2 separate regions of the Mus musculus genome follow, and region 1 is linked to region 2. The links are chromatin loops, found by intact Hi-C in ENCODE. Cell type or tissue: heart. All regions are shown on one strand. Each heading gives the region's core, and the rest is flanking DNA. Links, peaks and the distances in the headings are about the cores only. Region 1 overlaps Atp1a1 (ATPase, Na+/K+ transporting, alpha 1 polypeptide). Region 2 holds the start of Gm40109 (a long non-coding RNA gene).

The links. Hi-C counts contacts between places; a loop is a spot of excess contacts. Peaks named below come from ENCODE experiments on the same cell type or tissue, not always from the same donor. Only the 100,000 strongest peaks of a DNase experiment are listed, where the experiment ranks them.
Region 1: a loop joins it to region 2, with 3 times the contacts of the local background. A loop is called at or near these places in 16 of 42 quality-filtered maps.

Annotation. Positions count from the first base shown.
Region 1 is chr3:101,590,091-101,601,912 of GRCm38, reverse strand. Atp1a1 (ATPase, Na+/K+ transporting, alpha 1 polypeptide) reads left to right here. Exons shown (of 23, transcript NM_144900.2): 2 at 6,805-6,915; 3 at 7,651-7,710; 4 at 9,332-9,535; 5 at 10,019-10,132; 6 at 10,439-10,573; 7 at 10,675-10,792; 8 at 11,198-11,466. Among named protein-coding and RNA genes, the nearest start is that of Atp1a1, 8.7 kb to the left of the region's middle. In heart, for the core only: no CTCF peak of the experiment used is centred there; DNase peaks (open chromatin) are centred at 2,522, 3,502, 4,462 and 4,992; H3K4me3 peaks cover 5,522 bases; H3K27ac peaks cover 7,037 bases.
Region 2 is chr3:101,500,156-101,511,977 of GRCm38, reverse strand. Gm40109 (a long non-coding RNA gene) reads left to right here and starts at 4,132. Exons shown (of 2, transcript XR_867517.1): 1 at 4,132-4,641; 2 at 9,319-10,051. Gm33162 (a long non-coding RNA gene) reads left to right here. Exons shown (of 5, transcript XR_867519.3): 5 at 1-423. In heart, for the core only: a CTCF peak has its summit at 5,618 (motif pointing left); DNase peaks (open chromatin) are centred at 4,407, 4,747 and 5,547; H3K4me3 peaks cover 884 bases; H3K27ac peaks cover 4,677 bases.

The DNA.
Region 1 (11,822 bases), core at 1,102-9,101, 91 kb before region 2:
CTGGACAGGAACAAGTAAGGGGCGCTGACACTGGGGCTGGTCCTGGAAGTCCAGGAAAACAGAAAATAGGCTGTGAGGTTGTTTCCACCTTGTAAGATTGAAACAGTTCCCTGCCTGGAAGGTTATCAGCACTCACACACCCCCACCCCCTATTATAAGGCTGGCCGCTGGCTGTTTGTTAATTTGTAGCGTTCTCTGCTGGCAAGTTTGTAACAATGGTGACTCACCTTGGGGTGGAAGAATAAGAAACCGGGAGGCTGCTCTTTTTAAACCCAAGATGATAGAAAACACCCCCCACCCCACCCCACCCCCCAAAAAAGCTTTATAAAGGTCTAGTAGGGTGTTTATCCAGTTGAGGACTAAAACTTAGAATCACATTTAAGAATAAAGAGCAGGCCCAGTGTTAGAGAAGAGACTTGGCACTCGCACTGATCCATCCCTGAACTCTTCAAAACCAACGCCTGAGGATTACTTAGCAACAAGTGCACGGAGAAGTGACTTCTCTTCTCCACAGACTGTTCTTTTAGGAGTACCTCAATAATGAGAGGGAACCATTAACTAAACAGCCCTGAAGGACTCTGTATGAAAAGCTAAGTTAAAGTATTGCTTCATTTGAAGACAAGCAGGTTTCTTGAAAAAGCACAGCCTGGGAGCTCTGGTTTCTGGTCTGGCCAGATGTACAGTCCTCGCCCTGAGAGCAAGTAGAGTCATCTGTGTGCTGTGTGGAGTGAGTGCCATACCAGTGTGCCGGGGCTTCCTAAGTCATCAGGGCTGGGGGACACAGATCTGCGTAAGCGCTGCTCTCCAGGCCCTTTCAAAGCTGTGTAACAGTTTTCCTTCCCCTGAGAAATATTAACGATAGGGAAATATTGAGAAGTCCTGTTAACTGCTCCTCAAAAGGAAGTATTCATTGGCATGACTGAGCACTGTATCACTGTCCAACAAGCAAATCCAATCAGCAGCATCTTAGACTTTCCGTCAACATTCACGTTTCAAGTGAAGACTTTCACCGTGATCAGTGGTCATTTTTAACTTCTTAAAAGTGTCATAGGGAAAACCGGCAGTTTCTCAGCTAAGAACACTGGTGCCTGGGGGGGGGGGGGGTGCGGAGGGGGGCTGCCAGCCAACAGACCTGAAGAAGAAATCCGAGTGTCAGATCAGATGGGCTCCCAGTAATCAGAGTGGCTGGGTTTGCATAACAAAGCACTGGGCAGACTTTCACCAGCCCTGTCTAATTCTAGATTACTCTGAGACTAGGGCTAGGGGGTACTAATGTGAAGTAAAGGGAATGTTATAATGCAACAGGCTTTAAACACTCCTTCCTTTATATGTGTATTTGGGGTGGGGACTAACAAGCAGAGTCGGGTCTGAACATTCTCACTTTGCCTTGAATTGAGAGTATGAGAGGAAGTGTGTTCTTTGGCTGGAGTCAGAGAGAGTGTTCTCTGCATATGACTCACCTCATTAGCCGTGCTGAAATCTGGTGTCGGGAATCCATAAGACATTCTTAACATGTATTTGTTGGGTGTATGGGATAGCAGATTCTGTGAATTAGAAAAGAGGAAACCACACACACACACACACACACACACACACACTTTCACCCTGATTTGGTTTCATTTGGGTCCTGAGCCAAAGGGATTTTTTTTTTTTAATCCAATAGACCTCATTCTTTAGTTGCTTTGTGATTTTACAGTGAAATGCATCTGGGCACTGTCTCTTAGCAGGTTTTACTCAAACCCCACTTAGTAACAGCAATCTCATAGTCTCTGCTGGTGATTTGAAAGGCTGATTGATGGTGGCCAGGCTTTATCTTTGGAGCCTTCGTTATTTGGGGAACTAGTCTAGTAATCACTGTAATGGTTTGTCATCCTTGGGCCCTGGTGTTTATCTTTCCAGTCTGTTGTCCTGGTGTTATTCAGAGCCTTGGGGCAGTTGGGGTGCACAACCTGTCTGTTTGCATGCTCTCTGTCTCACTTCCATGGCACCAAGCTGTGTTTCTGTAGGCTTTCAGCACCTTTGCCCTCTTCAACTCAGCAGTCCGTTTGCTTCCTAGGCTCCAAACCACCTATCAAAGAGTGATCAGGACTTCCTGGAAACTGGCAGCCCCTCTGTAGTGCTGTTCCAGTTTTTAAGCTTTTCTCTCTCAAACCAGAATAATGAGGGAAAAAGGGGGGTTATAGGGGAGGGCAGGTGGAGGATGTTAAGGCATGAGCAGACGTTTTGATTCATTCAGGTCTCTTGGAGAGATCAAATGTCCCATGGCGCTGGTGCTTTTTAGTAAGTAGAAGAAAAAAAAATACATTTTAAGAGGAAGAAAATTTAAAATATAGGAATTCTTCACATTACTCTTACCATTTTTATTTTTTTCAAATGGTCACGGTACATTCCATGGCCACAAGGGTGGACTAGCAGGGTTGTTTAAGAATTCACCAGGGAGGCAGGTTAGATGATGTTCCCATGGGATGAGGGAACCCAGTGGCTGATCACGGCCCTGTGACTGATGGATGCAGCCCAAGTTTAGGGACTGAACTGGGTTCACAAAGGACCCAGTGCTCTGGCTTCGTAGGAGTACATTTCCAGCATGCATGTCTTCAGGAGTGAGAGGAGGGACCTGTGGCACCGTACGTGGTTGGGGTGCCCCTTGGTTACCTCCTCTGCAGAGAATTGCTATTCCAAAAGTATCACTGTGGGCTGGAGAACAGCTAAAGGCCTCTCACTGTTTACCCATTGTCTTCCATTTGCCAATTCCCACCTAGCACAGGCTTGGTACATCCCTTAGGTCCCCAGCTAGAAAGATGAACCTACAGGAAGCCATTTAGGCCGAGCATCAGTTGGAAATGTAGCAAAGTAGGCCAGAGTGATACTTTCTTTAACATGTTTCTGAAAGTTACCTCTATAGGAATCAAGGAATGGCAGTAATGTGTGTAGTGACTGGGTTATCACAGTGACCTTTGTATAGTGCTGTGTGTGACCTTTTCAGACAGAGCTGAGTTTGAGGTTTTGATATGAGAACCAGGAAAATTGGGGAATACTCCCCCACTCTTTACTAACAGTTGGCCAAAACTAGGCAGAGCCTTCTGTAGCTGAATCAGGCTGTGTCTGACTTCCCTGCCAAATTGGAGTTTGCCAAATTGAGTTTGAAGGTGCCGTCTCCACAGCCCTCTTGGCCAGCTGTGAATCAGCAACATTTGGAGCAGTTACTTTGCCATATTGGTAGCCTCTCTTGCTAGTCAAAAGCTTTTGTTCTCAGTTCTGGAAACAATGTGGGGGTTGTTTTGTTTTGTTAGGTGTTCTGTTTTCAGATTGTACTAACCAAACTATCAGACTGTGTTAGGTAAGTTAATAGTTGTGACAAAGCTGGTGTCTAAGGCTGACTGTTCAAGGTCATGTAGCTGGCAAGTGGCGGTGCTAGGGTAATGACATGGGCCAGAATTGAAAGCACCATCCACTGACCTCGCTAATGGGAGTGGGCATCTTAGACTTCCAAGTACCCTTTGGGCAAATCAGAGGGGATTTCAGAAGTCTGTAAGGGCCTCCTGAGTTCTCTGGCTGTAGAACCAGAGGTGTTGCTGGTGAGTGGAAGCCTTAGAAGGCACCCCTAGATGCTAGTGCACAAAGCAGAGGCGGTGCTGGTGGCTGTGTAGGCATCAAGTTGCAGTCTACTGGGGAGGAAGGTCCTTATTTAAATCTCACTGCAGAGTGTGTGTGTGTGTGTGTGTGTGTGTGTGTGTGTGTGTGTGACTGTGAAAGGGTGTGTGACTATGTATGAGTGTATTTGTGTAAAAGTGTGAGAGACTGTGTGTGTGGATGTGACAGTGTGTTTGTGAGTGTGTGTATGAGAGTGTATATGTGTGAGAAAGGTGTGAGAGTATGTGAGTTGTGTGTGTGAACTATGTGGGTGTATGATCCTCATGTTATTGTAATTATTGGTAAATTTGCAGCTGTCTTCTACCTTCCCCAAGCACATTTCCTCCTGTAAGTGATGAATTAACTGAAGAAGAGGAAGGAAGATTTTCCACTCTAAAAGGTCACGGGGATTTCTTGTTCCTTTATTGTGAGGGCCAACATAAAGTCTTGTTACATATCTATTTTGTCCTTTGTTCTCCCCGTCCAGGGTTTTCTCCTTCCATCTTCCTCATGTCCAAAGGCACAGTAGCTTTAGGAATCTCTGGGAAGGTGGAAACTGGAGGACACATAGGTTGAAATAGTGACACACCCAGCCTTGAAGTGTCACATGGAGTAAATAATGCCTTGCTATAACTTCCTAGTTCTTAAATTAGAATGGAAAAGATTAATAACCTAACTTACTCCCCTGCAACCAACTGCCCTTTTGAGGATGGCACAGCCTGTTCAATGCCCCTTCCAGATAAGCTAGAGACACTCAAAGGGCGTCAATGGAGTTAGTCGTTCTTGCTCTGTGGTGCTGAGTGAAGAAGCAATCTCGTTTTTCTAATTGAGAAAGGAGAAGTTCCATGCCTGGTGCCCAAACGAGCCGGAAGGTCAGCGGAGCCCGGGAGGGAGGGGAGGGAACACCGCACCACTCCCTGCTGTGACCTTTGTTTTTAAAAGAAATAAGGAAAATGTTGTCTTACCCCACACCACAAACGCATACTTTTTCAGCTTTGAAATTACAGTTCTTAGTGCCCATAGGAACCTAAGGATCTCTTGACCCACACCAGGAAGAATTAACATTAAATTATTGTTTTACTTGTGGGCAAGAACTGATCGGATAAGCTGCCTAGTTCTTTTAGACAAAAATTACCTACTGGAAAAATTAAGATTTTGAAGAAGTGATCTTACATGTTAATACTTTCCATGTCCCTTTTACAGCTGTCCCCATTTAAAAGTGCCTTAAATAGCATGAATTTATAAAGGAGTTTGGCTATTAGGAAATGTAGATTCCTCAACTTTACTCTCAATAGCTGTGAAGATACAGGCAACACACTGCCTTTGTGATGGCTGATAAACGTTGGAAGGTATCCAGAATGGGCTGGCTGTGCCAATATCTCTCTTCTCCCTCTTGCCGTGGAAAATGTGAGAAGTCTAAGAATAACCGAAGCACGCAGACAGTGAGGCTGGGGGATTCTAACACTGCTCCTCATGGAAGCGTATTTCCGTGAAATGAGACTTGCTTAAAAATGTATTGGGTGTATTTTAAAAGTCTGTTTAAGTTGGGCATGGTGGTGCACGCCTTTAATCTCAGCACTCGGGAGGCAGGGGCCAGACTGGTCTACAAAAGGGAGTCCAGGACAATCTGGGCCTGTTACACAGAGAAATCCTGTCTTGAAAAAAAAAATCAGTTTAATCTGGTCACATACATAAAGGAGCCAAGTCGGCAGCTATGGAATGGCTTTACCGTCAGATAAGCAGAGAAACACGCTCCATCCTAACTCCAGCACACAGCTCCACTCCGAGAGGCCCTTGGAGCTGTGCTGACTCCATAGCAGAGAGAGAATGTTAGGAATGCTGACTGTCCTCCACTCTGCCCAACTCCACTCTGCAGATAAGGTGAAGATTCAAGTGCCCTGCTCTCAAGGAAGAAGTCATTTGTCAAGTCACATGGTGTTGAATAGCGTCACAGATACTACTCACTTCTCCAACACCCACTAATCTGAGCAGGCTTTCTCTTTGGAGCCTTCCAAAGTCAAGTGAATGCGTATTTTATTTGCTACGTACTAACTATAAGGGCCTGAAATACACGCTTTGGGGTTTTACCAAGCATTCATTGTAAGGCAAGGGAGGTGGCCTGCAGGGGTGAGCCCTCTCCACTGCCTGACTTTGGAGTACCAAGTTCTGGTTTCATACAGATCTGCCGAGCACTCTAACAGGGTGAGGGAGTGGAACAGTCTAAATTTAAACTATAGAATCAACTCCTTCCAGTCTGGAGAGGCGTAGGTGGATCCTGTGAATTACACGGTAACGCACGCGCTCTCCCTGCATCCTGCTTGTGTCAAAACATTTCCAGGGCCTTTCATTTGGGGAGATCTTATTTTAGGTTACAGAATGGGGTGGAGACTCCCTTTCTTTCATTTTCTTCTTTTTTGTCTTTGTAGCATTATTTAAAAATTTTTGTGGACCTTTAGATGTTTTGTTTCTCTCTGAAAAAAAAAATGAAATGTGGTCAATATCTTTATGTGAACATTAATGGTGTTTAAACTGTGTATAATGGCTTTGCATCGAAAAGAATTTAATCATCAAATCAGAGTGACTGGCACTTAGATGTATCATTAAATCCTCAGGAATGCTGACTGTCCTTGTCGTGTTGTGGAAAGGGAAATTGGTCCTTAGGGAGTTGGTAACTTCCCTCAAACTTCTTTAACTGGTGGCTAGTAGGGCCCAGGACTTCAGTGTCTGTCTGATTGACAGTGCAAACTTAGGCACCGGACTGGCCTCAAGATCACTAATGGAAACATTGTTTCATTCCTTCAGTAGGCAAGGCAGAAGACTGCAAAGTAGGGATTTTAACATTATAGCCACTGTTCATTCCAAATGGGAGTTGCCCTAGCAAGGCTGTTTGAAGCCTGTTACAACTTCCCCATTGTTCTGTATAACCCAGGGTGGACACAAGATGTCTTTAGTGGCTGTAATCCACCGTCCATGGCCTTGTTTAGGTGCCTCCCTGTATAAGCCCCTAGGCTAGGTTGTGTTGTGCTGAATATTAACCCAGTGACTGTTCCAAACCACTGTGTCCCTGTAGCTTCCATCCCTACACACACACACACACCCTGCACAACCTTGTGTTCCCTCCCAGGCGCTGCACAGAGCTCACCCTCTCTCCCTTCCCCCTCCTCCTGTCTGTAGGTTGGACGAGACAAGTATGAGCCTGCCGCTGTATCGGAGCATGGTGACAAAAAGGGCAAAAAGGCCAAGAAGGAAAGGGATATGGATGAGCTCAAGAAGGAAGTGTCTATGGTGAGTGCTGGGAGGAAAACTGGCTCTGTGGGTTTCCCTAAAAATCCATTGCACCTGAGCCCTGTGGGTGTATGCTTCTGCACCGGCCTAGGGCAGAGAACTGACGGGTTGGTGCTGAAGAGTCTCCATTCTAGAAGCTACTAAAGGGTTGAGCAAGGTCTCTGTCTCCCCTCCATAAGCAGTGGAAGCATTCTTGATACCGCAGTCTACGCTTGTCTCTGAAGGATGCTGCTACTGCAGCCTCTTTAAGCTAAGGAGGCTTCCGTGACTTAACCCATCTCTAGCCAACCTGGACAGATGAGGGCCCCGTCTAGACAAGTGGTTCCCCACCTGTGGGTTGCCATCCATCTTGGGGTCGAACGGTTCTTTCACGGGGGTTACATATCAGGTATTTATTTACAGTATGATTCATAATAGCAAAATTACAGTTGTGAAGTAGTAGTGAAAAAAACATCACTGCTGGGGAACGCCACAACATGAGGAACTGAATTAAAGGGTCACAGCATTAGGAAGGTTGAGAGCCACAGTCCTAGACACCCAAGAGGCATTGGGTTTCTCTGACTCAATTCAGCAAATGTCACCCAGCGTTGGAGAGGAAGCTGTCTCAGGAGACAGTCGTGAGGGTGATGCTTAGCCTAGGCAGTTGAGGGAAGGAAGTTTCAATAGGGATGAGGAGTGAGGGTGCTTTTTTTCCTTTTGATTTTAGGATGTATAATTCTTTTTCTCCCCCCTTAGGACGACCATAAACTCAGCCTGGATGAACTCCATCGTAAATACGGAACAGATTTGAGCCGAGTAGGTACCCGTTTGATGCCTGCCATAGCAAATCATAGTTTTCCCTGTGGTATTGTGTTCCACCTTAGGTCAGACCTTACTAGGAGGATTGGACTGACAGCTGCCATTGGCTGTGTGACATGCACAGAACTTGGACTTCTCTGTTGCCGTTTCTTCCCTGAAACCTTGTTGGAGTGGACATTAGTTTCTCTGTGTTGCAGAGCACCCGGTTTTGTAGGTGGTTCCAAAGCCAGGCTCCTTCACTCAAAGTGTCTATATTTGTAAAACTTGAGAGACATACAGCAGCTGCTAGCTGGGTTTTTAGCAGTTAGTGTCCTTGTACTTTTCTCAGCCTGGCTCATGGTGGTGTGTCAGAACTTCTGTCACCCTGAGGTACGACTTATGTACAAATCTCAAAACACACCTTCCCTCCAAAATGTGTTTTGTATCTTTAAGTTCTCTCCCACTGCTATGAGAACTCGTCTGCGAGTGCTGTCACAGTCACAATCAGTACAGTGACTGAGATGGATGACACTATTTTAGTGACAGTCTGAGTCTTTGGAACAACTGCCCCTGTGCTCAGAGAGCGCCTAGGCTCTGCTCAGACTCTCTGCTCCCACTGGGCCAGGCTGCCTTCTCTAAGCATTTCACCTATTTATTGTTTTTATTAGTTTCTTATGTCTGTGGGCCCTTTACTTTGTAAACTGGGTTTAGTAGCCTGTAAGAGATGGTCATTAAATTAAGCAGGCTCCAACCCAGTGCTTAGGGGTGTAGACGGGGCTCAGACGTTAGGTGGTTGTTTTATTGAGCTAGCAGCAGGCACGTGACGCAGATGTGGATGCTAAATAATTCACTGGTCTTCTCTCATGCTGTTTCTTCTTTCCTCGCACTTACTAGGTAGCACCAAAGTTAAAAATAACAGACAGCACGTCCATAGAGGCACACTTTAGACAGAAATGTGTTCTGTCTCTTTCTAAGCTGATATTTTAGTAGTACAAGAGTAATCCTGTTTTCTCCTCTTAATGTGAGTCTTGTCTGCCACTGAGATGGGTTTTAAGGCCCATTAGACCATGCAGACGGCTATGCAGTGGCCTTTCCAGTGAGCACTGTTAAGCTGACAGGTTTCCCAGGAGTTAGCTGAAGTATGCGTGTGGGTGAGCCCTTCACTGCCTGGCCAGTGTTTTCATTACCATTGTGAGAATGAAGTTCTGTACTTACAACTTGGCTGTTAACTCAGGGAGGCTTGGATTCCTGCAGAAAAATTTTCCTGCTCTCCTGTTTTTAGGCTTCCCCCTCCCCCTTATAGAATCAATGTACAGAAAACTCTCAAAGCTCCTGACATGCAAAACCGAACCAGTTTGTTAAAACCGAGATCTTTTCGGTATAAAAAGCAACCTGATTCAGATTTTCCACAGTTCCTTTTAAAAGAAGTTTTAAATGAGGTCTTAGGGCATTACGGGCTCCTAGGGGAATGAGGTTTGTTTGTCTTTTGAGATTCCCTGCTTATTTTGGGGGAGTTAACCAGGCTTCACCTGGCTCTGCGGCCAAGAGCCTGTTTCTTCCATGGATTTCTTGTTGGAAGAGCGTGATGGCTTTTGAATGCTGGTGTGCTCTGTCTGATGCACGCCTCTCTACTCCTCAGGGATTAACACCTGCAAGGGCCGCTGAGATCCTGGCCCGGGATGGCCCCAACGCCCTCACACCCCCTCCCACTACTCCCGAATGGGTGAAATTCTGCCGGCAGCTCTTTGGAGGCTTTTCCATGTTACTGTGGATCGGGGCCATTCTTTGTTTCCTGGCTTATGGCATCCGAAGTGCTACAGAAGAGGAACCGCCAAACGATGATGTGAGTTGTGTAGTTACGGTAGCGCTGTTGCCTCCCAGACCGTCTTGGTCATCCCTGCTCACATTTGTCCCTTCTTCTCCCACTCTGGGTCATTCTGCTGGCCTGAGGGTGCCTGCAGCTCTGCTGAGCTCTGCCTGGCTCTGCCTCCCACTGCTTGATGGCACAGCTCAGCTCTGCACTTAGGTGTGCTGGACTTGCCTAGAAAAGTTTGTCCTTTAGAAGTTCTTGGAAAGATATCATTGTTTTCATGAAGCAGGAGAAATCGACTCACCTAGGAGATTTGAAAAGGCTCATTAAGTCAATGGCCAGGAATCTGTAACTTTCTCTGTGTCTGAGCCTCCTGCCCACAGGCTCTAGAGGGATAAATGTGAAGACACAAGCTCCCTATTCCTGAAGCTGTGGCCCCTCCAGATGTGTTTTCTATTCTGTCTGAGCTACCTGACTATTCCCTCTGGGGCCTAACTTGTCTGTTTTTACTTCTAGCTGTACCTCGGGGTGGTGCTCTCTGCTGTAGTCATCATAACTGGCTGTTTCTCCTATTATCAAGAAGCAAAAAGCTCCAAGATCATGGAATCCTTCAAGAACATGGTCCCTCAGGTACCCACTGCTTCATCCTTCCCTTTTGAGAGATTGACAGTTCTCACAATATAAGTTAGTGTGACATTAAGATAGTCCAAGTATCAAGTGACATTGTCCCCGAGAGCAAGGGCAGCGTCTTGTGAGAACAGCCCTAGGGTAACTGTTGAGCTGCAGTGTTTTTATATAAACATGAGTGATATCTTTGCTGTGGACCCAGGTAATTTGGGATACACGCATTTTTGTAACTTGGTTTTTTAATTTTTGAGCTTTACCCTTGCTTTGTTGGGCTCCCTCTAACGGTGTCAACCATCTTCCCTTCTGAAGCAAGCCCTTGTGATTCGAAATGGAGAGAAAATGAGCATCAATGCGGAGGATGTCGTCGTCGGGGATCTGGTGGAGGTGAAAGGGGGAGACCGGATCCCTGCTGATCTTAGAATCATATCTGCAAACGGCTGCAAGGTAGCTGAACCAGGAGACCTCTCTTGGCTAGCTCGGCTCGGCAGACCTGGGTCCGTGGTGAGACTGGGGAATCACCTGATGCTATTTTCCCTCACATACAGGTGGATAACTCCTCACTCACTGGTGAATCAGAACCCCAGACTCGGTCCCCGGATTTCACAAACGAGAACCCCTTGGAGACAAGGAACATTGCCTTCTTCTCAACCAACTGTGTGGAAGGTGGGGCTATTTAAGGCACTCCTTGGCATGTCTGAGTATTAGTGTGGGTATTAACAGAAAGAGGGAGAGGGGGCAGGGCACAGTTCCTCATTTCATTGGCTCTGTTCTGACAGCTTTCCTTAGCAGAGAGCAGAGAGGGAGGCTTCCCCTGCTGCCAGGAAAGCCCAGGAAGTTTTTCTTTGATCCACACAGTGGTCTGTGCTGATAGCAACAGGCCAGTGTGACTTCTCTCCTGGCGGTGTATACCAGTGCTGTCACCAGACTCTGCTTTAAAACAGACAGCAAGCTACCCAGAAAGCTGGTTCTGTTTAAATAAAGGACAGGAATCTGCATGTGTGTGTTCTCTGAAACCAAGCACATTTTCTGGCCTCTGGCTGACACGATCCCCTCACACCTTCTCTTAAGGAACCGCACGTGGCATCGTCGTGTACACTGGGGACCGCACCGTGATGGGCAGGATTGCCACGCTTGCCTCTGGGCTAGAAGGTGGCCAGACCCCCATTGCTGAAGAGATTGAGCATTTCATCCACCTCATCACCGGGGTGGCCGTGTTCCTGGGGGTGTCTTTCTTCATCCTTTCTCTGATCCTTGAGTACACCTGGCTCGAGGCTGTCATCTTCCTCATTGGTATCATCGTAGCCAACGTGCCAGAAGGTCTGCTGGCCACTGTCACGGTAAGATGCCCGGGGACAGCAGCAGTGGCCATCGCTCTGATCAGCTTGTGTGGGTACAGGGCTCAGCCATGAACCTCTTGCAGGGAGCTGCCAACGTCTATATTTATTTCTGTGCAGTCTTTGATTCCACATCACATGGTAAACTTTGACAGAGAAAACCTTAGCACAGGTTTATCAGAAACCCCAAAGCATATCATGTTTTTAAGTTATCATGTAACCCAGCTGAGGGCAATGGAGGAAAATAGTAATTTGGAGGTAGTATGGAGGGTAGATAGACTTGATAAATTCTGTTTGTTTTGTTTTTGTTTTTTTACATTGTTTATTGGAGATGGGAGGAAGTCCCTACCATCTTCATG
Region 2 (11,822 bases), core at 2,142-10,141:
GTGCATACAACCCATTGACCAGTGTGTGAAAACTAGGAGCAGCAGTTTCCTCCTCCAGATGACTGCAGCCTCAGACTGGTCCCCCCCTCCCCCCGGAAAGACCTCCGACCAGGCCAGCTGACCTCTCTTCCTGTGCTGTACATAAATAAAAAATAAAAATAAAAGTAAGGCTCTGCGTTCTTGGGCCTGGTTAGTATGCTCCATCAGATCGAACATGGCCCATCTGATCCCAGCTTTTCTGTATGTGTGTCTGTTCGTCCTTTATTTCCTCACCACCCCCTCAGGTTTCCAAGACCAAGCTAGGCTGGGCACAGTGCAGGGCATCAGAGCTTCCTTCAAGAGACCAGTCCACTTCGTCCCATGGCTTTGGAACTGTGGAGAGATAGAACATGAGGAGCGTGTATGGCAAGAGGCTGCACAGGAGGCTGGAGAGGTGGCTCAGTGGTTAGGAACACTGGCTGCTCTTCTGGAGAACCTGAGTTCTGTCCCCAACATTCATGTGGTGACCCACAACCCTCTGTAACTCCAGTTCCAGGGGCTCCACTACTCTCTGGCCTCTACTAGCATCAGGCAAAAACACATGTACACATAAAAATAAATAAATAAAATAAGGAAAAAACCTATTCACCTCATAGTAACCAGGAAACAGAGAAATAGGAGAGGGCCAGGGTCCCAGAATCCCTTCTGATGACACACCTCAGTAACCTAACTTCCTTACATTAAGCTCCACCCCCCCAAAGGTTTTTCCAAGTCCCAGTAGTGTCACAGGCTTGGGACCAAGCCTTCATCACATAGGCCTTTAGGGGAATGTTCAAGAGTCAATTGATGGTGCTATGCATGTAGAACTGACTAAAAAGGCAAGTTTTATATTCTGTGTATTTAGCATAGACATGCAAAAGTACAGAGAAGTCCCTGTACATCTTTCACCCAACCCCTCAAATAAATACAAATACAAATACAAATACAAAACTATAGCGTGCTATGCAAATCAGGAAAAGATGTTGCTGTAGTCCACAGCTCACTCTGACCTAGCCAGTCTTACACGTACACACTCCGTGTACACATCACATTCCTCTCTATGAATGCTCGGTTGTCTGAGACTTTATCACCTGTTTAGCAGTGGGTGACCACACTCAAGATCCACAGCTGTTGGGACCATCACAGCGCCAGCTGCCCATAGCCACACCCAGCCCCTCTCTACAATCCCTAATTGCTAAGAGGATTCTCATTCTTTATCTCCAGATGAATTTGAGCATTTTAAAAATATAACAGAACAAGGCCATAAAGTATGTGGCTTTTTGAGACTGGCTTTCCTTGTTCAACAGAATTGCCAAGTTGCTGAATATAATAAGTATATGTCAATATTTTGTCTTTTTTTATTGTTAAATTGTATTCGATGAGATGGATGCAAATTTTTAATTAGATTATTATGTCCAAAATTAGCTTCAAAATTTAATTTTCTGCCCACATTAATGCCACTGGTAAAGAAACTTGATTCCACATGGCCACTGCAGGAGTGACTGTCCCAGAGAGTCACCGGCGCGTCCTGACTCCCACCCACACAACCTTTGCCTGTGCCTCTGGTTGTTTCCCTGAAGAAAAGAGTGCCAAGGGGCAAGCAGTCCTCACTGTAGACTTTCACCTGTGAGGATCCCACGGACAGGCAGCGCAATAGGATGGGAACCTGTTTAGGCAACGGTTTCTACTATCCTGAAACCCCACGTCACCCCCAGTACTCAGTGTAGAGCAACTGCCTGGCATGCACAGTACAGGCCTGGGGATCAGTCCCCAGCATTTGTGTTTGGAACAAGACACTTTCTAATTCTCAGAACTGGGTTTATATATTTCCACCACACATTACAGTACGAGTCTCATTGTGCTGGGACTTAGCTGTGTCCCTTTCTGTGCCCAGCACCCAGTGAACTCTGTTGCAGGGGGTGGTGGTATTGAAGCAGGCAGGACAGAAGGGGGCAGGGCTTAGAAAGATGAGTAAATCCAGGCAGCAAGACTTCCTATCAATTAAAAGCCTGTTCCCTCCCTCATGGACAGCTGGAGCCTAGAGTCCTCCGGACAGGAGCAATGCAGCCTTTCCCTCCTGCTCCTCACTACCACCCTGCACAGCTCCCCCCGCAGACCCAGAGAACCCCATGTTCTGAGTAGTGTGGGGTTTCTGGTTTCTTACTGCAAAGCAGGTGGCAGGATAGGTGAAAAGGACAGGCTGGGTCAGGGCAGGGACAGAGGTGGAGAGAGGTAGCTCAGAGGACCCTCAGCCACCTAGAAATGCAACAGCAGAAGGAAGGCCCCATGGGCCATGGTGGTGCACGCCTGCCATCCCAGCATGAAAGGCGCTGAGACAACAGGATTGAAACTATGAAGTAAATAGCTAGATCCTGTCTATACAAGAGAGAGGAGGGAGGGAGGGAGGGAGGGCTACAGAGACAGAGATTGAACACTCCACATACCATAGTACACACCTGTAATCTCAGCTCTTGGGAAGCAGAAGTCGGAGGATCATGATAAGTTCCAGACCAGCCTAGGCTGTAGAGTAAAATTCTGTCTCAATAATAACAATAATAATAATAATTTAATTAAAATTACCCTCCCCCCAATCAGAGCAGGGGCTGGAGAGATGGCTCGTCAGTTAAGAAGTTGTGGTGATTGTCAGGAAGACCTGAGTTCCATTCCCAGCACTGGGGAGCTTACAACAACTTGTAACTCCAGCTCCAGGGGTCTGATAGCCTCTTCTGAACTCTGTGGGTACCTGCACTTACATGTGCACGTAGACAGACACATAAACACACAATTAAAAATAAACATTTTGGGGCTGGAGCGGTTAAGAGCACTGACTGCTCTTCCGAAGGTCCTGAGTTCAAATCCCAGCAACCACATGGTGGCTCTCTGCCATCTATAATGGGATCTGATGCCCTCTTCTGGTGTGTCTGAAGACTGTTACAGCGTACTTACATATAATAAATTAATTAATAAAATAAATAAACATTTTAAAATGGTAGAGCAGCAAGCATTGTGACACGTGCCTTTAATCCCAGAACTTGGGAGGCAGAGGTCGGCAGGTCTCTGAATTCAAGGCCAGCCAGGTCTACATAGTGAGTTCTAGAACAGGCAGGGGTGTATAGAGACCCTGTCTCAAACCAAACCAAACAAGAAAACTGCAGGGGTTCTTGGGACCTTTCCTTCCATCCTCCACCATACATTAGCTTCCCAGCTTGTGACTGGGCCATGGGCAGCTCGAGAAACTTGTGTTTCTAGTCAATAGATGGGGGCTCATAGGGTAGATGTATAGGTGGGTCCATAGGATATATACGGTGTTAGTACCAACGATGTCTCCATACCTATGTGGCACCTTCCAGGTGTCCTTCATGAAGCTTTGGTGGAGCAGCAGACAATATGGCAATGGAGCAAAAGACCTCTGGCACCAGTAAGGGCTGTCATTGTCCCATTGAGATTTTGAAGATTGCATCCTGGCCGAATTGTCAACCTAAAGTTTGGTGTATTTGGCAAGAAGTCCTTTCTACAGATCTAGCTTTTCTTCAACACATTTAATACCCCTTGGCCACTATCTTGTAGACAAAATATTCCATGCTTCTGTGTGTGTGTGTATGTGTGTGGGTATATGTATGTGGCACGGGTTGGGTGTGGGTGTGGATCCATGATGCAGGTATGTGTGGAGCCAGAGGCCAATGTTGGGTATTTTACTCTGATACTCTCCAACTTCTTTTGGGGGACAGGGTCTCTAACTAAACCCGAAGCTCACTGATTTGACAAGACTGTCACATGAGCTTCAGGGACCCTCCCGTTTTCACCTCCTCAGAGCTGGGTGGTTCCATGCCTGGCTGTTTATGTGGATGCTGGAGGATCTAACTCAGGTTCTCAGGCTTGCTAGGTGAGCACTGCCTGAGCCATGGTCCCAGGCCCCTGGGGCCTTTGTACTTCTTATTTTTTAAAAAAAATCACAGAGCTCTTAGTCTCCAAGGCAGGTTCCAGCAAACCCAGTGCTGGTCAGAAAACCAGAATCAGCAGGATGTTACCTGCAGAGTCAATTTTTATCCAGAACAGGGCTTTGCCTGTATTAACTCGTCTCCAGTGGAATGAAATACGAGCACTGCATACTTTGATGTGAAGAGGTTGGCTGTCCAGAAGGTTGAAGCCAGAAGCCCATGGAAAGTCTATTTCTAAATACTTATCAACTCTTTCCTGGTGGGTGACAGATCTGACAACCCACTTGGAATGTGTCACGACTGTCCCTGACTCGGCAGGACGTGACCCTCTTCTCATCTTTCAAAGTTTCAGGGGCACCATTTGGCAGTGGCTTCTCCAACCGCCCGCTACTCTCCAGCTAGGGAAGGGACCAGTGGGACTGAACAAACACTTGTGACGGGAGGGAGCCTGAGCTCCTAGGGACTGGCACAAGCCCAGGATGGCCACCAGTGTGAGTGCCAGGAAAAGCTAACTGAGATAAGGCCGGAGACTAGATAAGGACAGTCTGTACAGAACGTGAGCCCTGGCGCACCGCTGCCCTTCCTCCTGACACGCAGAGCAAAGAATCCTGTGCTTGGGTCTTGGTTTCAGAAAAGCTGCCTGCCTTCGTGCAACGTCACAGCTGTAGTTCGTCTCCAGGACAAGGTGGGCACTGAGAGGAAAAGGAAGTGGTGGACAGGGGGAGAGGGTACCAGAGTGACAGAAGCTGACATGTCACACCACACCAGGACTGAGTCCCCTCCTCCATTCCTCAGTGGCTGAGGAGGTTCCAACCTGCCTTGCCGTCCCCACCTCCCAATACCTTGCCTCTGTGAGTGGCTGCACTCTCCCCTGGAACAGAGAGTCCTCTGTGGTGAGCTAAATGGCCAATGGACTTTGTACAAGATCCAGGCTGCATATGTGGGATGGAGAGGGAGGTCAAGATAGGGAAGGGGGAATCATACTGTTCCAGGTTCCCTCTCCTGCGTTTGGACCCTGACCTCTGGGGACAAAAGGGGGGGGGGGAGGGGGCAAGTTTTGAAAATGGAATGACATCCAATCCTGTCTGTAGACTTGGGCCAGTCCTGACCTCGCCTAGACATTTCTCTTCCATGGCCATGCCTACAGCAAAAGCTACAATGTCCCTGTCAGGCAGATGCTATTCAAGGGCTGAAACACATACACACACACACACACACACACACAGAGTCCATTTGCCCAGTAGGGTTGAGCAGGAGAAAGAATTTTGCTTATTTAGTCCAGACGGTCCAGGGCAAACAAAACAACTGGGTACCCCAGCAGAAAATGAACCCCAGAGGATGAATGAGATGTGTCGATGACAGCAGGTGAGAAAGAGAACTGCCTTCCAGAAGCCTGGAGACCCGTGCTGCATTCAGCTCTCTTCTTGACCACACTGGGTGCCTGTGATGGTGTGTGTGTGTGTGTGTGTCCGCTATTTGCTTCAGTGACTCTCATTCTGTCAGGGTTCTGGGACCTGTCTTTCAGGCTCTGGGAGGTGAAGGTCAGCTAAGGACAGGCTGATTAGCTTGCCCTGTGGGGCCTTTCTCTTGGTGACACAGCCTCTGGCTCAGAACAAAGGCCCCTCATTAGGCGGAGATGCACATCTTTGACCACGAGAGTGCTGCCACCTGCTGTCCGCATGGTTGTGCTCCTTCCTGGAGTCCTGCACAGTCTGCCTTGCCCCTCCCCCCCATCCCATTACAATGGGACCCTTGAGAGGTACAAGGAAGAGCCCTGGAAGGCTGACAATCTGGGGCCAGAACACAGCTTGTCAAGGCCTTGGGGTCCCAGAATTCGGACCCAGACTGGCCCTCTTCTCGACTGTGAAGTCTCTGGGCCCGGATCCACCAGAGCCTGCTACACCACTGCCAATTATTACGTATAAAGGATTTTTACAGGTTGCGGTGTCAGCTTGAAATGGGTCTCAGCAGCAGTATTTACATGATGGAAACTGGCAAATGCCCCAAGTCAGAGCTTTCCCCAACTCCCAAACCACTCCAGCTCATTCGTCAAACACTGCAAGAAGCCCTGTCAACCTTCCAACAGGCTGAAGCCTGGGAGGCTGGGTGGTAGAAGGGCCTGCATGCACAAGGCCCTCAGCTGACCCCAGGACAAGATGGAAAATGGCACCCCTGTTGGCAGGGGTGATCTTAGACAACCGCCAAGTGTGGGACTCCTATCATAGGAAATGCAGAGATCCATCCTGATAGGAGAGCGGCAACATCCATCCTGATAAGAGGGAGCTCACAAGGAAGGAACTGCTCCAGGGTCCTTAAGAATCAACTCCTGTGGAGTTGAGGGCTGTGGAACAGGGGGAACTGGTGTGGGAAGCCGCCCCCACATTCGCCGTTACAAGATGGCGCTGACAGCTGTGTTCTAAGTGGTAAACAAATAATCTGCGCATGTGCCAAAGGTAGTTCTCCACCCCATGTGCTCTGCCTTCCCCGTGACTACAACTCGGCCATGGGCTGCAGCCAATCAGGGAGTGATACGTCCTAGGCGAAGGATAACTCTCCTTAAGAGGGAGGGGGTTTCGCTTTCGCTTTGGGGCTTTGGGGCTTGGGGCTTGCTTTCTTGCTCCTAAAGATGTAAACAATAGAGCTCTTGCTCTGCGCTCTGGCGCTCTGGCGCTCTGGCGCTCTGGCTCCTAAAGATGTAAGCAATGGGAGGCTTGCACTCTTGCTCCTGAAGATGTAAGCAATAAAGTTTTGCCGCAGAAGATTCTGGTTTGTTGTGTTCTTCCTGGCCGGTCGTGAGAACGCGTGTAAGAAACTGGAGTGACAATTCTCCCGCATACTAACTGCCACTGGGCAGATGGCCTCACCCTTCCAGCTCCCAGGTCCCCCACCTTGTGTGCTCGCAGCCAAGTGATGCATTGAAGGGCTAAGACATCATTACCAGGCCCGAAGCAAGCACTTAGAACCTGTTAGATGTTCTCACTCATTGACTGGAGCCTCAGAAGCTCTGTAAACAGAGCCTGCCAACTCCCTCCAAAAACCAGTGTCATGCCTGGTGTAGTGGCACATGCCTTTAATCCCAGCACTGCAGAGGCAGAAAGAACTCAGAGTTTGAGGTCAGACTGGTCTACATAGCAAGTTCCAGAACAGACAAGACTATGCTGCGAGACCCTGTCTCTAAACAATGACAAAAATAAAGATCAAGCCAGTTGCCACCTGTAAATGTTTGCCCTGGCCCCACACTTGGCTGTTCTTTCTGTAGCCATCATCCTCCATTCCCTCAGTCGGGACTTGGAACAAGGCATCCTTCAGGGCACAGGGATCACACGCTATGCCGCATCGTGAATTGAAAAACCATTAAGGAGCTAAACAGTACAAACCTCAGAGGCAACCCGAAAGATTTTCTGTATAGAGGCCATTAGTCACTTACAAGGTCCAGCTCACAAAAGGCAGTGCACACATCCAATTTCAACTTCAAGAACCAGTGTCCCTACTTTTGATTAGAGATGGGGAGCCTCACTGTGAAGTCCAAGCTGACCTTGAACTCACAGTGTTCCTACCTTGATTACAGGTGTGTACAATACCCAGCTTTGCCTTAGATTCTATTGCCCCCAGTTGGAAGAGCAATTACATCAGGTAGGACCAGATTGCCTAGGATCCAGGGAAACAGAGAGGAGTGTCCATCCAGGAGGATGAGCCAAGGGGACATAAAGGTCATGAGCTCTCCTACAAGAGAGGACGACTTTGTTGTGCACTGAAGAACTGGAGAACTGTCTATAGGCCACAGTGGCCTCGAGTCTGTAAATCTCCCGCCTCCAAGACTCTGCACTCACACCTCAGTGTTTGGATGAGTGACTGGAACTTTAGGGAGCTGAGACCTGTGGAAGATGATGTCTTGTGGACACAAACGTTTCTCTTCTGAGACAGTTTGGATGAGTGTCTGTCCCCATTTCTCTGTGCTTTGTTACAGAGACTTAAGACTGGATGAATTTGGTGCCAGAGAGAGAAGACTGAAGCATGAACAGCATCGACAGTTATTTCTCGCCCATGTCAATAAAGTCAGGAGCTCAACAGGGTGGACCAGACGTAGGAAAGCTTCCTTCACTGTGAACCAGCATTCTATGGCTCCCTCATTCCAGGCACGAAGTTTTACCTCATGGTTCAAGATAGCTATGGAGCTCCAGCCATCGGAGTCTGCCTTCTAGTCTATGGAAATACTCGTTTCTAGACATCAGGTCATGGCCATATGTAGCTATGTGTCTTCATGTAGGTATAAGAAATACAAGTAGGATGCATATGCCTGGCTAAGATTTAAGGGTTCTCTTAGAGAGTAAAGCAGACAGGAGGAGGTCAGTTCCTCTAAGCCAGCTCACAACTCCCTCAGGAACCTCTGCACAACAGTGTCCCACCCCAAAGCAGGATAAACCATTCACCAAGCCTAATGTGGGAAGGCTTCTAGGTCCCAACTGCAGCATCTTCCCTGCCTTGGGCTGACCACTCTGCTGCCCCTTCCTTCTAATTCTTGCCACCATCCATGATTGGCAAAATACTGTGGTAAACAACTTAATATTCAGAAGTTAACGTTCAGGTGTGAGCAGCTGACCTGTTGCTTTGCTCTGTGGTAAGGCTTGGTAGAGGAAAACTACTTACTTCAGAAGTGCCAGGAAGAAATGCACAGAGAACCAACCAGAGGAAGAGGGAGGGAGACAGAAGAAGGGTTGTGTGGGGAAGGTAGAGAACAAGAGAGGAAAATGAGAGGGGAGAGAGACTGGGGTAGAGGAGCCCAAGGGTTCATTGAGGGAAATGCTATACTTTACAAAGGCTCACCCCCAGAGACCCACTCCCTCCAAATGGGTCCCACCTCCCAACAGTCTATTTAGCTATGACTCATCAAGAGATTAATTAACTAATTGATAAGATTGTACCCGAAAGATCTGATTACTTCATGGTATTGCTACAAGCTAGGGATTAAGCCTCCAATCCATTATCCTGTTTTAAGGATTTATTGTGTGTGTGTGTGTGTGTGTGTGTGTGTTTATATGTGCGTGCCTACAAATACCCAGTAAGGCAAGAAAATGGCATGGGATACCCTGGAGCTGGGATTCAGGTGTCTGTGAGAGGCCTAATATTCGTGCTGAGAACTAAACTTAGGTCATCTGCGAGAGCAGTACTTGTTCTTAACAACTGAGACCACTGTCCTAATACACACACATGCCATTTTGAGTGGCCCTTTCATATCCAAATTAAATGGTCTCTCCACTGAACATGATGGCCCCTTAGCCTCATGGACTAGAGGCCTGGATTTTCTGTAGTGCTGTCCCCTGGATTTTTCCCACTTCACACATGATGTACATTACTCTCCCAGGACCCGGCTCCCATCACTATGCGGCTCTGGTGGAGACTGCCAGTTCATGCCCCCAAGTCCAAGGTCCTGGAATCCTGGAGACACTGACTCTGCCTCTGCCCAAGGTTCATAGCTCAGCTCAGCTCCACTTGAAGCTCGGCCAAAGGAACACTTGTTCTTACCAGTGGCTTTCACTGCATCTCTACTCTGTGCCTCTGCCCTGGGCTCGGCACATTCTCTTCCTTTGGCAAAAACTCCGAAGAAGTCTACCCACCTCACAAGGCTCAGCAGCAAAGCTTCCTCCTCCCGGAAGCTGCATTTTGTTTTTCTTGGGGCGGGATGGTAAGAACTTCTTTGTTCCCCACGAGGAGAAGGCAAGCTTCCCCAGAGCAGGCTGCACCGGCTTATCCGCAGCATCTGTAATAGCACTGTTAGCGCCAGCCTCCTCGGGGGCTCAGAGAACATCTGAAGAACAGAGTGCAGAGTGAAGCCAGGGCGCCATAGGAAAAAACCAGAAACAAATGTCAAACAGCCTTGAATTGTGCATGGCTCGTGGATGATCTGCTGGGTATGCTGGAACTCATAAAGTTGGCTAGGCTGTTTACAGCTTGTGGGAACAAGCATTTGAGCTCCTTTTGAATATACAAATGTAGGGTCTGCCAACAGGAGTCCCTCCTGGGCTTGTGTTTGGGGGAGATGGGAAGCTGAGAGGTATGGAGTTGGTACTGATAAAGATTGCTGTCTTCTCTCAGGACTTACTTTTTAAATCTTGTTTTCCTTTTTGAAAGAACCAGGTTGGGATTATAGCTCAGTTAATAACATACTCGACTTACATAAGTGTAGCCTTGGGTTCAATCTCCAGCAGCACGTACGCAAGGTGGCATGTGCCTGTAATCCTAGAACGTAGGAGATGGAGTCTGGAAGGTCAGAAATTTAATATCATGCTTGATTACTTACTGAGTGAGCCAAAGGCCAGCCTTGGGCTACACAAGATGCTGTCTTGAAACAGAGAGAAAAGAAGGAAGGAGGAAGGAAGGAAGGAAGGAAGGAAGGAAGGAAGGAAGGAAGGAAGGGAGGGAGGGAGGGAGGGAGGGAGGGAGGGAGGGAGGAAGGGAGGGAGGGAAGGAGAGAGGGAAGGGGAAGAAGGGAGGGGGTGGGAAAGCAGGAGATAGAAAGGAGAGGAGGAGGAAGAGGAAGAGGAGGAAGAAGAGGAAGAGGAGGAGGAGGAGGAGGAGGAGGAGGGGGAGGGGGAGGGGGAGGGGGAGGAGGAGGTCCCGATAGGTAGCCTGGCTCTGTCTCTCACATGCAAGGTTCACAGCTATGCAGTTATAGTTATGTCTCACCTTTACGTATTTCTCTCTAAGGCTTTGTGTTTGAGCAGCCAAGAAAATTAGAGCTCGGAATGGTGGAAATATTCCAATTCAGTGATGGAGACAAATCACTTTTCAGATGTGGACCCTCAGTCTCGGAGAAGGAAGATTGGACAAGGTCATATCCCAAGGTCACAGATAGAGGAGCATGGACTCACGAGTCCTGGTTACCAGCTGACCTCTTCTCCCCCTGCTACACAGCTATCCAGGAAGGCATCACCCCCACAGAGATCACATCTCGTCCTGGGAGCTAGATCATAACAGTCACACACAGACGTACATGCTGCAGAGCTCTGCTTTGTGTCTGTGGTAATAAATGGCATGTTTCCACACTAGAAGAAGGAAGACATGCAGTCAGACCACAGAGTTGAGCTTTTGCCCCGTCTGGTCACTCCTGCTTGCTCTCGGGAGGGAACCCAAGAGTGTTCCTGGTTACCCTTTGGGACCAAAGACTCTAACAGCTCCAGTCTCCCTCAGACTTGCAAGGGCTAGATTGGAAGGGAAGAGATAAGATCTTAGGGGTTCAAAGGCCCTTTGTGTGGAGGTCAGAGGCAGGATATTAGTTTATACCACTCATAGTAGGGTCCTACTCTCTTGAGTTGCAAGGTCAAGGCCTGGGGCGAAATGTCCATGGAAGGGAATAGGAAGCCAAGTCCGACTCTGTGTTCATTCCGGGCCACTTTCACCTCCCTCTGCTGAAGGTCATGACTACAGCTCGGTTCTCCAGTGACTCACTCCAGGAAAATGACATGTGACAAGAACCTGGCTGTCATGGGACCGCTTGCCAAGGGTGCCAGGACAGTGGTGGCATTGTTCAGGAGAGGCTCAGGAAATCAAACATCCGGAGACAGTATGCACCGTCAACTCTCCCACAGTCTGGGAGAGAACAGATTCCCCGTCCATTGACCAGTCTGTGTATTTACTTGTAAAGGGCACATGGATCCTTATCCCCTTAGGTCTCAAGTGTGACATTTCCAACGCACTAAGACAGGTAGGAGGGACCGTTACCTTTGGAGGTGTTTTGCCTGATGTCACTTGTGAGTCTATCCTCCCCACAGCCCTTGAGATAAGCATTTATCACCACATCTTATTTTGTAGCTGGGGAAATATAAATACCCAGAAGTGAAAGCGCTCGTCTGGCCACTGAACGTCTGG